Linked DNA regions of Homo sapiens: region 2 is linked to region 1. Evidence: read pairs that join two places in POLR2A ChIA-PET (ENCODE). Cell type or tissue: HepG2. All regions are shown on one strand. Each heading gives the region's core, and the rest is flanking DNA. Links, peaks and the distances in the headings are about the cores only.

What was found. ChIA-PET counts read pairs that join two places held together with the same protein. Peaks named below come from ENCODE experiments on the same cell type or tissue, not always from the same donor. Only the 100,000 strongest peaks of a DNase experiment are listed, where the experiment ranks them.
Region 2: POLR2A ChIA-PET joins it to region 1 with 5 read pairs; 4 of 35 experiments call an interaction of 5 or more read pairs at or near these places.

The regions. Positions count from the first base shown.
Region 1 is chr5:131,607,457-131,612,841 of GRCh38, reverse strand. The region is part of intron 1 of RAPGEF6 (Rap guanine nucleotide exchange factor 6); the gene reads left to right. Among named protein-coding and RNA genes, the nearest start is that of RAPGEF6, 25 kb to the left of the region's middle. In HepG2, for the core only: no CTCF peak of the experiment used is centred there; DNase peaks (open chromatin) are centred at 1,911, 2,341 and 2,921; H3K4me3 peaks cover 1,266 bases.
Region 2 is chr5:131,764,104-131,769,488 of GRCh38, reverse strand. All of the region lies in intron 1 of FNIP1 (folliculin interacting protein 1), which reads left to right. Among named protein-coding and RNA genes, the nearest start is that of FNIP1, 30 kb to the left of the region's middle. In HepG2, for the core only: no CTCF peak of the experiment used is centred there; no DNase peak of the experiment used is centred there.

The DNA of each region.
Region 1 (5,385 bases), core at 110-5,109:
TGTTAATGATGTGCCGAAGATGTCCTGTAACTTGAGAAAGGAGAAAATTATATGATATAAGTTTAGTTGAGAGTCTTAGAAAATTCTGGTTCCCTGTAACACTAGCCTACCCACATGGAGTAAGTCAAGTTATGGGAGTTCTGTTTGCCATAACCTAACTTTTGTGTATTACAATTTTCAGAACTTGTTTGCCACCAGAACAAGTTGTCTTGTCAAAAATTACAAGCACATTTCCACAGGATAGACATTTTGTGAGTGCCTGCCTGCCTACACCTAACTCAGTGGTTGGGGCCCAGGCAGCCGTGTTTGTAGTACAGACATTCCTTGACTTACAATGGGGTTATATCATAATACAACCATGGTAAGTTGAAAATCTTGTAAGTCAGAAATGCATTTAATATACCTTACCTACCAAAAATCATAGCTTAGCCTACCTTAAACATGCTCAGAACACTTACATTAGCCTACAGTTGGGCAAAATCATCTAACGCAAAGCCTATTTTATAATAAAGTGTTGTGTATCTGGTATGATTTATTGAATACTGTACAGAAAACGGTGAAAAACAGAATGATTGAATGGATATTCAAATTATCGTTTCCCAGGCTGTCATCACCAAAAAAAAAAAAAAAAAAAAAAAAATTAGCTGAGCATGGTGGTGCACGCCTGTAGTCCCAGCCACTTGGAAGGCCAACGTGGGAGGATTGCTTCAGTCCTGGAGATCGAGGCATCAGTGAGCTATGATTGCCGTCACTGCACTCAGCCTGGGTGACAGAGTGAGACCCCGTCTCTAAAAGCAAAACAAGACAGAAACATAATTCAGTGTCCACTGAATGCATATCGCTTTTGCATCATTGTAAAGTCAGGAAATCTTGTCGAACCATTGTAAGATGGGGACTGTCTCTATATGGCCACACTTACTCCGGCTATTGTTACATAATAAGGCATGAAAAAATGGGGGAAAGTGTATAATTTGGGAAGAAAGAAATAATACTGTATTCATAGGCAGGGCCATTGTATATGCAGAGAATCAAAAATAATCTACAAACTCTGAAAATTAAGTGAATTTATTAACAAGATGGTTGGACTCAAGTTTATTATATAGAATCAATTGATTTATGTAAACCAGCAATAAACCAAAAAGCCTCTAGTTTAAAAAATGACTCTTTTTGAGACAAGAATCTCACTCTGTCACGCAGATTGGAGTGCAGTGGCATGATCCCGGCTCACTGCAACCTCTACCTCCCAGGTTCAAGTGATTTTTGTGCCTGAGCCTCCTGAGTAGCTGGGATTGTAGGCATGCACCACCACACATAGCTAATTTTTGTATTTTTAGTAGAGACGGGGTTTCACCATATTAGCCAGGCTGGTCTCGAACTCCTGACCTGAGTTGATCTCCACTCACTTTGGCCTCCCAAAGTATTGGGATTACAGGTGTGAGCCACCACACCCAGCCAAACATGACATTATTTAAAAATACTAGAAAACTAAATATTTAAGAATAAATCCAACAAAAAGTATAGAAAATTTATTTACTGAATACTACAAAGTGTTCGTGTTAGTCTGGGTTCTGTTAGAAGCAGTTGTCACAACAATATTAGACATGCAAGGAATTTATTAGGGAAAATGCCTCTGAGCAAAAATGGAGAGAGTTGGTAGAGCATTCACACCAGAATGCTCATGTGACATTTGTGAAGGAGAGACGAAAGGAAGTTTGAGTGGAAGAGCCTTAGACTGCACTGTAACAGTGGTTTAGCAAGGTGGAAGGAGAATCCTTGAACCCATCAGAGTATTCCTGAGTCTCCCAGAACAGGCATTCCTTAGTATTTTTACCAGGCTCAGTTATTGATTGGGAGTATCGCATGGGAAGCTGGGCCCCAGTTCAAACATGTTGATAAATTACAGAGCCCCGTAATAGGGATTTTGTTCAAATACACTCCCTGTAGTTTGGAATCTGAGAGGCATATTTTCAAGGCCACCTGAGCTTACACTTTGCACCACACAAATCTACTTCTTCACATAGGTTTGAAGTTCAGGGAGCAGCTCCTCCATGGCTCTCAATGAGCTTCTTTTCCTGAGAAGAAACTTAGACAAGAGATGGTGGTGGGAAGAATTATAGCCCCTGTATGGTTGATCTCGGGGTTGCAACTGGTACTTATCCTCTCTCCTCCACTATGCATTTTGTTTTCTCCTCACATAATCAGCTCTGCAGGTCTCAGTGGCTTATATGTTGGTATGACTCAAGCCTTCTTTCCTGAAATGTCTGAACCCTTGGTAATCATTCTTCTCAGGCTAATGCTGGGATATATATCCGTTTACAGTTACAGTGAGGTAAAGGAATAACCAAGCGAGTCATGTGGATTCCACACATTCCTCTCTGTTCACATTACATAAAAGCAGCCCTGCGTCCACCTACTGCTCAGGATCAGTTATCCCTGCCAAAATGGCAACTCTTCTTACCTGCTGATTCTTGGGCCCTGGTGTTTAAAGTGCCCTGGTGGCAGCTGTAAACTTGTTCACTGAGACTCTTGTACTGTTGCCTGGCAAGAGTATAGGCCTTTGGAACCAGGACCTGCAAACATGCAGAGTCCATAGCTGTAGGAATGGGAAGTACAAAATCCCTTTGTGGCTCATTGGGAATAATGATAAATGGGTGACTCTTGCTTCTACTCATTTGTTTCTAGGCCCATCTGTTCTTCCTGCTGTATACACTGCTCCATATAGAGGTCTGTGGTTTGATGTATCTTCATATTAAAAGGTGTCATTCCATTATTTCACATTATTGCCTTTAAGCTGAAAGTTCAGCTATGCCTTTATAAGGTTATTACAGCGTTCTGTGAGGCCAGTTGCTTCTGGATTGTGTGGTATGTGATATGACTAGTGGTCCCAAGGTTGTGATCATACTCCTGTGTTTGCTTTGAATTGGGTCCACTGGTTGGACTCTGGTATGTGGGATTCTAGTCCTGTGGTTCAGGCATTCTGGAAGCCCCTGGATTATGATCCTGGCTGAACCTCTGAGGTAAGTAAGATAAACCCAAACCCAGAATATAGATATCTATCACTGTGAAATGAACTACTGGCCGTTCTGGGATGAGAGACACCATATATAGTCTACTTGTTATCAAATGACTGGTTGCTCTTCTTGAATAATAGGATCATATCAGGAACTCATACGGTTGGTCTCTGTTGCTGACAGGTTGGACATTCAGAAGTAGCAGTAGCTAGACAGACCTTGATAAGTGGAAGTTTATATTGTTGGACACATGTGTAGCCTCTATCTAGTGTCATTGTGGTCAGTCTAATCATCTATTAATTGTGCCAGTTCTGGGATATCCTTTTTTATCTTCATGGTTGTTCAGTGCCTCTTCCATGTTTAATGCCTTTTGGTGGGCATTAGTGTGGAATACAGAAAACTTTATACACTTTGTGCCCATTCCCATGTCTCCATCCTGTGTCTTTACCCTATCCCTCCTTGTCCCTGATCTTTTTGTCTTTTTCCTTCTAGACCCCTGACCAGACATCCATGCACTGGAATTTACATATATTTTCACCTTGGGCCACTGTCTTGTCTGTTTTGTGTTGCTATAACAGAATACTTGAGGCTGGGTCATTTATAAAGAAAGAGCTTTATTTGGCTCACAATTCTGGTGACTGGAAGATTCTAGATTGGCCACCTGCATCCAATGAGGGCCTCAGACTGCTTCTACTCATGGCAAAAAGTGAAAGGGGAGCAAGTGTGTGCAAGATCACATGGCAGGCTGGGCGCAGTGGCTCACGCCTGTAATCTCAGCACTTTGGGAAGCCAAGGCAGAATTGCTTGAGCCCAGGAGTTCGAGACCAGCCTGGGCAGCAAAGCAAGACCTTGTCTCTACAGAAAATAAAATAAATAAATAAATAAAACTAAATGGGCATGGTGTTGTGTGCATGTGCCTGTAGTCCCAGCTACTCAGGAATCTGAGGTGGGACGATTGCTTGAGCCCAGGAGGTTGGGGCTGCAGTGAGCCATGCTGATGCTGCGAAAAAAAAAAGAGATCACGTGGTAAGGGAGGAAGCAAGAGAGAGAAACCAAGGAAGCCAGACTTTTTTTAACAACCCTCTCTCGGGGGAACCAATTGGTTTCTGTGAGAGTGAGAACTCACTTACCCCCTCAGACAAGCATTGATCTATTTACAAGGGATCCACCCGCATGACCCAAACAGCTCTTGCTAGGTCCTACCTGCTAACACTGCTACATTGGGGATCAAATTTTAGCATGAGTTTTGGCAGGGACAAACCATATCCAAACCATAGCAGCTGCTATCCTTTGGCATGACCCATATCTACTGCTCACAACTCTACCCATTGAGGAGATTTTTCCTTTTCTCTTTCTTTTAAGGCTGTTCCTGAATGTGACTTCAACATAGCCTGTCAAAAAAAGAGTTAATAGAACAGATCTGAGACTGCTGTCCTTAGGAAGACCTATTTGTAAAGTAGTCTTTTTTGGCGGCTGGCATCTGGGAACTTGGATTTCAGGAATGTTCCCAGCATTTCATAACTGATAAGATTTAAAATATAGACATTCTTATCCAGGGTTAACAGACTTTTTCTATAAAGGGCCAAATAGTGAATGTTTTAGGTTTTGTGGCCCAGATGATTTTTCTTACAACTACTTAACTCTGCTTTTATAGCATGAAAAGAGCCATAGCCAATAGGTAAATGAATGGGCATGGCTATGTTTAGCAGTATCTCTTCTACCTACATGATGCCAGTAGCACCACTCCCTCAAAATTGTGACAGCCTAAAATAACTCCAGACGTTGCTAAATATCACCAAGATGGGAAGAATCAGTCTTAGTTCAGGACTACTACAATGATTTTTTCAGGTGGATCTTTACTTCACTTTAGATATTTCCGGATGTCCTATCTTATGAAAAACGTTTTATATATTTGTCTTTTTTGTTGTTGTTTTTAGTTGTTTTAGGTGAAGAGTAAGTCTAGTTTCTTTTATTTTATCTTGACCTAAAGCCAAAGTCACTTCGACATTGCAGGAGGTGTCCTGACGTGCCCCCAACCACTGTATCCCGAAAAACTTCACTGAAATGGCATATCTTTTGAGTCTTCATAGTGTTTATCTCCCATTTTCTGGAGCCGCATGTGTGTTACCAAGGACTCTAAGGGTACCAGTCACCTCTAGCCTATTCTTTTATTCATTCTGTCCAATCAGCATGATGTAATATATGTAAATAGATCAGGAGGTTTAGATGTCTGTCCCCCACCCAACCCCCACTGACTGTGTTATGACAGAGAGCGGAAGAGTTAAGAGTCCTAAGATAAAACTGTAAGTTAATATTGCCTTGCATGGATGCAGATTTTTTTCTGATCTTCTAATTGGAATGGAAAGTAAAGTAA
Region 2 (5,385 bases), core at 263-5,262, 160 kb before region 1:
ATTTTGAAAAGTGGAACTGCTTAAGAGAAATAGGATGCCACTAATGTAGAGCTTAACTTAATGTGATATTCAAGTGTGTTAACATCAAAATAATCCAAATCTAGTTATTAATTTGGTGATATATTTGCTTTAAAATATCTGAAAATTTTAAATGCCAAGATTTTAGATACTTATTTTATTGAAAGTTAAATTATGATAATAACCTTAATTATTAGAATGACTTCTTGAAAATGTTTTAAGCAAGTATTAATTATTGTTTTAAAATATGTAATTCATAAATACTGTACAGTATGTTAGTCCTTGGTTTATGTTTATTTTATGATTCTCTTTCTGCCATTTGTTGCTCTTCTTTCTTGGTATGTTTACATGGGAACCTTCACTGCAGATTTTTGGAAAGCAGTGTGCTTTTCTGTTTGTATCCCATATATATATTTATAAGTAAAATGTAAATTAAAAGCTTGACATTGTATTAGTGTATTGATCATAATCCAGTTATTTTTATAGTTAACGGTATTCTCTAATTTTACTGACATGGACCTGAATTTATTTAGAATTATTTTTGATGCTTTGTGAACACCTTAAATGTGTGTCCCCACTTAGTCATTTGAGTTAAATAATTTGAATTAGTAATGGCCTTATACTAATTTAGGTACATTGTTTTTATTTTATTTTATTTTATTATTAGTTTTTGAGACGAAGTCTTGCTCTCTCGCCCACGCTGGAGTGCAGTGGCACAATTTTGGCTCACTGCAACCTCAGCCTCCCGGGTTCAAGCAATTCTCCTGCCTCAGGCTCCCGAGTAGCTGGGATTACATTACCCCTGGCTAATTTTTGTATCTGTAGTAGAGATGGGGCTTCACCATGGTGGCCAGGCTGGTCTTGAACTCCTGACCTCAGGTGGTCCAACCGCATCAGCCTCCCAAAGTGCTGGGATTACAGGCATGAGCCACCATGCTGGCCTGTTTTTTTATTTTAAATAAGTCACATTATACAAGTTCCCCCCTTTTTAAAAAAAAAAAAAAACTGTGTATGACCCAGTTAAACAACTTGGATACTGGGTCTCTATTGTTTTAGCTCATTTAACATTCTTCCAGTGTTTTGCTGTAGTTTTTAAGTTCACAGGTATATAGAGTTAATGTCAGAAAGTTAAACCACATAGGCCAGGTACATTTCAATTAGGTATACGTATTGCTGAAAAATACTAAGTAAATATGATAGCATATTATGATACATGATAGCTCTTATGGTGTAGAAATCTACTATTTGCCAATGTGCCATTTTTACCAAGAATTCATGTTAATGAATTTTTTGTGCATATAATTTTATGCATGTTAAATTGTACAATAAATATAAATGAATTTTGGAACTTTAATGCTGGTAATAGTTTATATTTTTGTTATGGTATTTTTTTCACATCTAATTTGATTAAATGATGATAGTAATACTATGGCCAAGCAGCTGACTATCCCTGTCATTGAAATGTAAATTACAGTCACTAGAATTACATTAATACCCTGAGTATAGTTGAATTTATTGTGACAAAATAAGTCTAAAGATTAGTGTTCTTACAACATTTAGTATATTAAGATGTAGTTAGAGAAAAATAATTGGATATAAACAGCCTATATAAATATTAATCAAGATTTTGTGATACAAATAAGTCCTAAATTGATAACTAAAGTCTTTGGAACTGAGATTAGCAAATCAGTCATGGAATTATTTTCCTGTCAGATTAGAGAATTATAATTCCTTAGATAGAAAAATGATTACTATATATACAGGCTTCCAGCATTAAAATGGTACTCCTTGAAATAGGCATTTACTCACTTGTTTAGCAAAGTGGTTGAAGTTTTATTACATTCATTATCTCTTACAGCTTCTTCCTATGGTATTTAGGTTAATTTGTGATTAACCAGTTGTCAATCTGGAAGGAATTTCCACAGCTTACAAGATCAAATTGAATTATATAGAAACTGGTACAAAATGATGTCTTGTCACTGATGGTCCTACCTGCTTAAGAACATTTCTTTTCTTTTTTTTTTTTTTTTTTTTTTTTTTTTTGAGACAGAATCTCACTCTGTCACCAGGCTAGAGTGCAGTGGTGCAATCTTGGCTTACTGCAGCCTCCGCCTCCCAGGTTCAAGCGATTCTCCCGCCTCAGCCTCCCGAGTAGCTGGGACTACAGGTGCACACCATGCCCAGCTAATTTTTGTATTTTTAGTAGAGACAGGGTTTCACCATGTTGGCCAGGATGGTCTTGATCTCTTGACCTCGTGATCTGCCCACCTCGGCCTCCCAAAGTGCTGGGATTACAGGCGTGAGCCACCACGCCTGGCCAAGAAAATTTCTTTTAAGCCTGATAGTAGGAGATACTTTCAAGTGGAGTGCAGTAGAGTTGCAGTGATATAAGCCGTAGTGGTTAATGTTAGGTCTCAGCCTGACTGGATTATGGAATACCTGGAAATTGGAAGAGCATTGTTTCTGAGTGTGTCTGTGAAGAGTGTTTCCCGAGGAGATTTGGTGTGGGAGTCTGTGGACGGAGTGCAGATCAGCCCTCAACATAGATAGGCACCATCCAGTTGGCTGGGGGCCTAGACAGAACAAAAAAAAGGCAGAGGAAATGGGATTTCCTCTGTCTTTCTTCTGGAGCTGGAACATTGTCCTGCCTTTGGACATTAGAACTCCAGGCTGTCTGGCCTTTGAACTCAAAGACCTATACCAGTGGCTCACCAGGTTCTTAGGCCTTTGGCCTCAGACTGAGAATTACACCATTGGTTTCCTTGGTTCTGAGGTATTTGGATTTGGACTGAGCCATGCTGCTTGCATCTCGGGTCTCCACCTTGCAGATGGCCTGTCATGGGACTTCTCAGCCTCTGTAATCTCATGAGCCAATTTTCCTAATAAATCCCCTCTCATATATCTGTATATATATTCTGTTGTTTCCACCTCTCTAGAGAACCCTGACCAGTACAGAAACCTTCTAGACTATGACATTTGGGCTTGACTGCTTCCTGGCTAAATAACTTAGAAGGAGATTTAACCAGCATTCAACTGAATTGTAGATTGGGACCGGGGAAATTTAAACATTTGGATTGGAGAAGTCTCTGCTTGTTAAAGATAAGTAGGGGCAGGGCTTTAAAAACTACAGGCCAGCTGCAGTGGCTGATGCCTGTAATCTCAGCACTTTGGGAAGCCAAGGCAGGAGGATTGATTGAGACCAGGAGTTTGAGACCAGCCTGGGCCACATAGCAAGACCCTTTCTGTAGTCCTCACTACTTGGAGGCTGAGGCAGAAGGATCACTTGTGCCCAGGAGTTCAAGGTTACACTATTCCAGCCTGAGTGACAGAGTGAGACCGTGTCTCAAAAGAAAAAAAAAAAAGAAAAAGCAGTAACACTATAGAATAGAGGAAAGGGAATATTAATCTGCAGACTTAGAAAAAGATTAGGTTTCTGAAATTTACTAGTTGGAATCAAAATTTGTAATCAGATAATTTGGCATCCTCAATAGTATGCAAGAAAGAATGTTTTCTGAAACAGCAGAGCATGAGAAGAAGATACTTGGCAAAGAAGATGTAAGATTACAATGAAAAGGGAGATGGAGAACATAAAGATTGCACAGAAATGAAAATTTATGTGACAAAATTAGGTTTTATAGGGCTGTTAATAAAAAGTAGAGTTGATAAGTGGGGTATTTAGTAAGTGTCATGAAGGTCAAGGATGAAATTCTGCTGAAATACAGAGGAAAAAGAAAAGGTGAAGAAAGTATCACCTGTTATGTGCTTTAGAGTTATGTACTGTAAAGATAAACCATTGGAACAGAAGCCAATATCAGATACTTAAAGTGAAGACATCAGAATAGAAGAAAGGATATTTACACGCAGATTAAAAGGGTTTAATATTCTTTAAAATGTGAATTAAAATAGTTTTGATTTCTTTTTAAGGAAAGCATGCTTACATTTGCCTTTTATTGCTGGATTTCTCAACTCATCCTAGTAGGTACTAATGGAGAAAGAAACATGTTCTAACATATCCTCAGGGTTTGCCTAAAGAGGTGATTTTCCATCAAACACTTACATTCACTGAAAGAAAACAGTTTATGATGCATCTGAAAGAAAGCATGCTTACATTTGCCTTTTATAGCTGAATCTATAAACCCATGTAATATGAATCAATAGAAAAGGAAACATGTCTTAGAAAGGTGTTTCTCCCTCAAACACTTCCATTAACTGAAAGAAAAGTTTTCATGATGCTTTTTTTTTTCCCCCGCAGACAAGGTCTCCCTCTGTCATCCAGGCTGGAGTGCAGTAACATTGTCACAGCTCACTGCAATCTGGACCTCCTGGGCTCAAGTGATCATCTTACCTCAGCCTCCCAAGTAGCTGGGACTACAGGCGTGCACCAGCATACTTGGCTAATTTTTCATTTTTTGTAGAGGCAGGGGCTCACTATGTTGCCCAGGCTGGTCTTGAACTCCTGGCCTTAAGCAGTCCTCCTGTCTCAACCTCCCAAATTGCTGGAATTACAGGTGTGAGCCACCACACCCAGCCGTATGATGCATCTTAAAGAAAGCATGCTTCTACTTACCTTTAAGGAAGTTTTAATTTCACCAAGTATAGTGTCATAGAGCAGTATAACAGCCATTTTCATGCCTGAAAATGGCAAAATTTTGATATCTGAGTGAGGAGTTATTGTATCTAGTCCTCGATTCTACAAAAATATTGAGTACTATCTATAAACAGTAAATAATTGATGCATGTGTAGTTCTGGTTCTCAAATGCGTATAGATGTTCTTTTCAGTAGTGCTATACTAAATTCATAGTATCTTTCAGTCGTATTTTGTTAGTTACTGTGTACTTAATTTTTAAAAAACATTAAATAGGTATGACCAGGTATGGAGGCCTGACACCCCTAATCCAGCTCTTTGGGAGGCTGAGATGGACAGACTGTTTGAGCCCATGAGTTTGAGATGAGCCTGGGCAACATGGCGAAACCTCATCTGTACTAAAGAAACAAAAATTAGCCAGGTGTGGTGGTGGACACCTGTGGTCCCATCTACTGGGAGGCTGAGGTGAGAGTCACTTGAGCCCAGGAGGTCGAGGTTGCAGTGAGCCATGAACATGTCACTGTACTCCAGCCTGGGTGACAAAGTGGGACCCTGTCTCAAAAAAAAAAAAAAAAAAGGTGTTTTAGGCCATTCTTGTATTGCTATAAAGAAATACCTGAGATTTGATGATTTATAAAGAAAAGAGGTTTAATTGGCTCATGGTTCTGTAGGCTGTGCAAGAAGCATAATGCTGGCATCTGCTTGGCTTGTGGAGAGGCCTCAGGAAACTTGCAGTCATGGCAGAAGATGAATGAGGAGCAGGCACTTCACATGGCTAGAG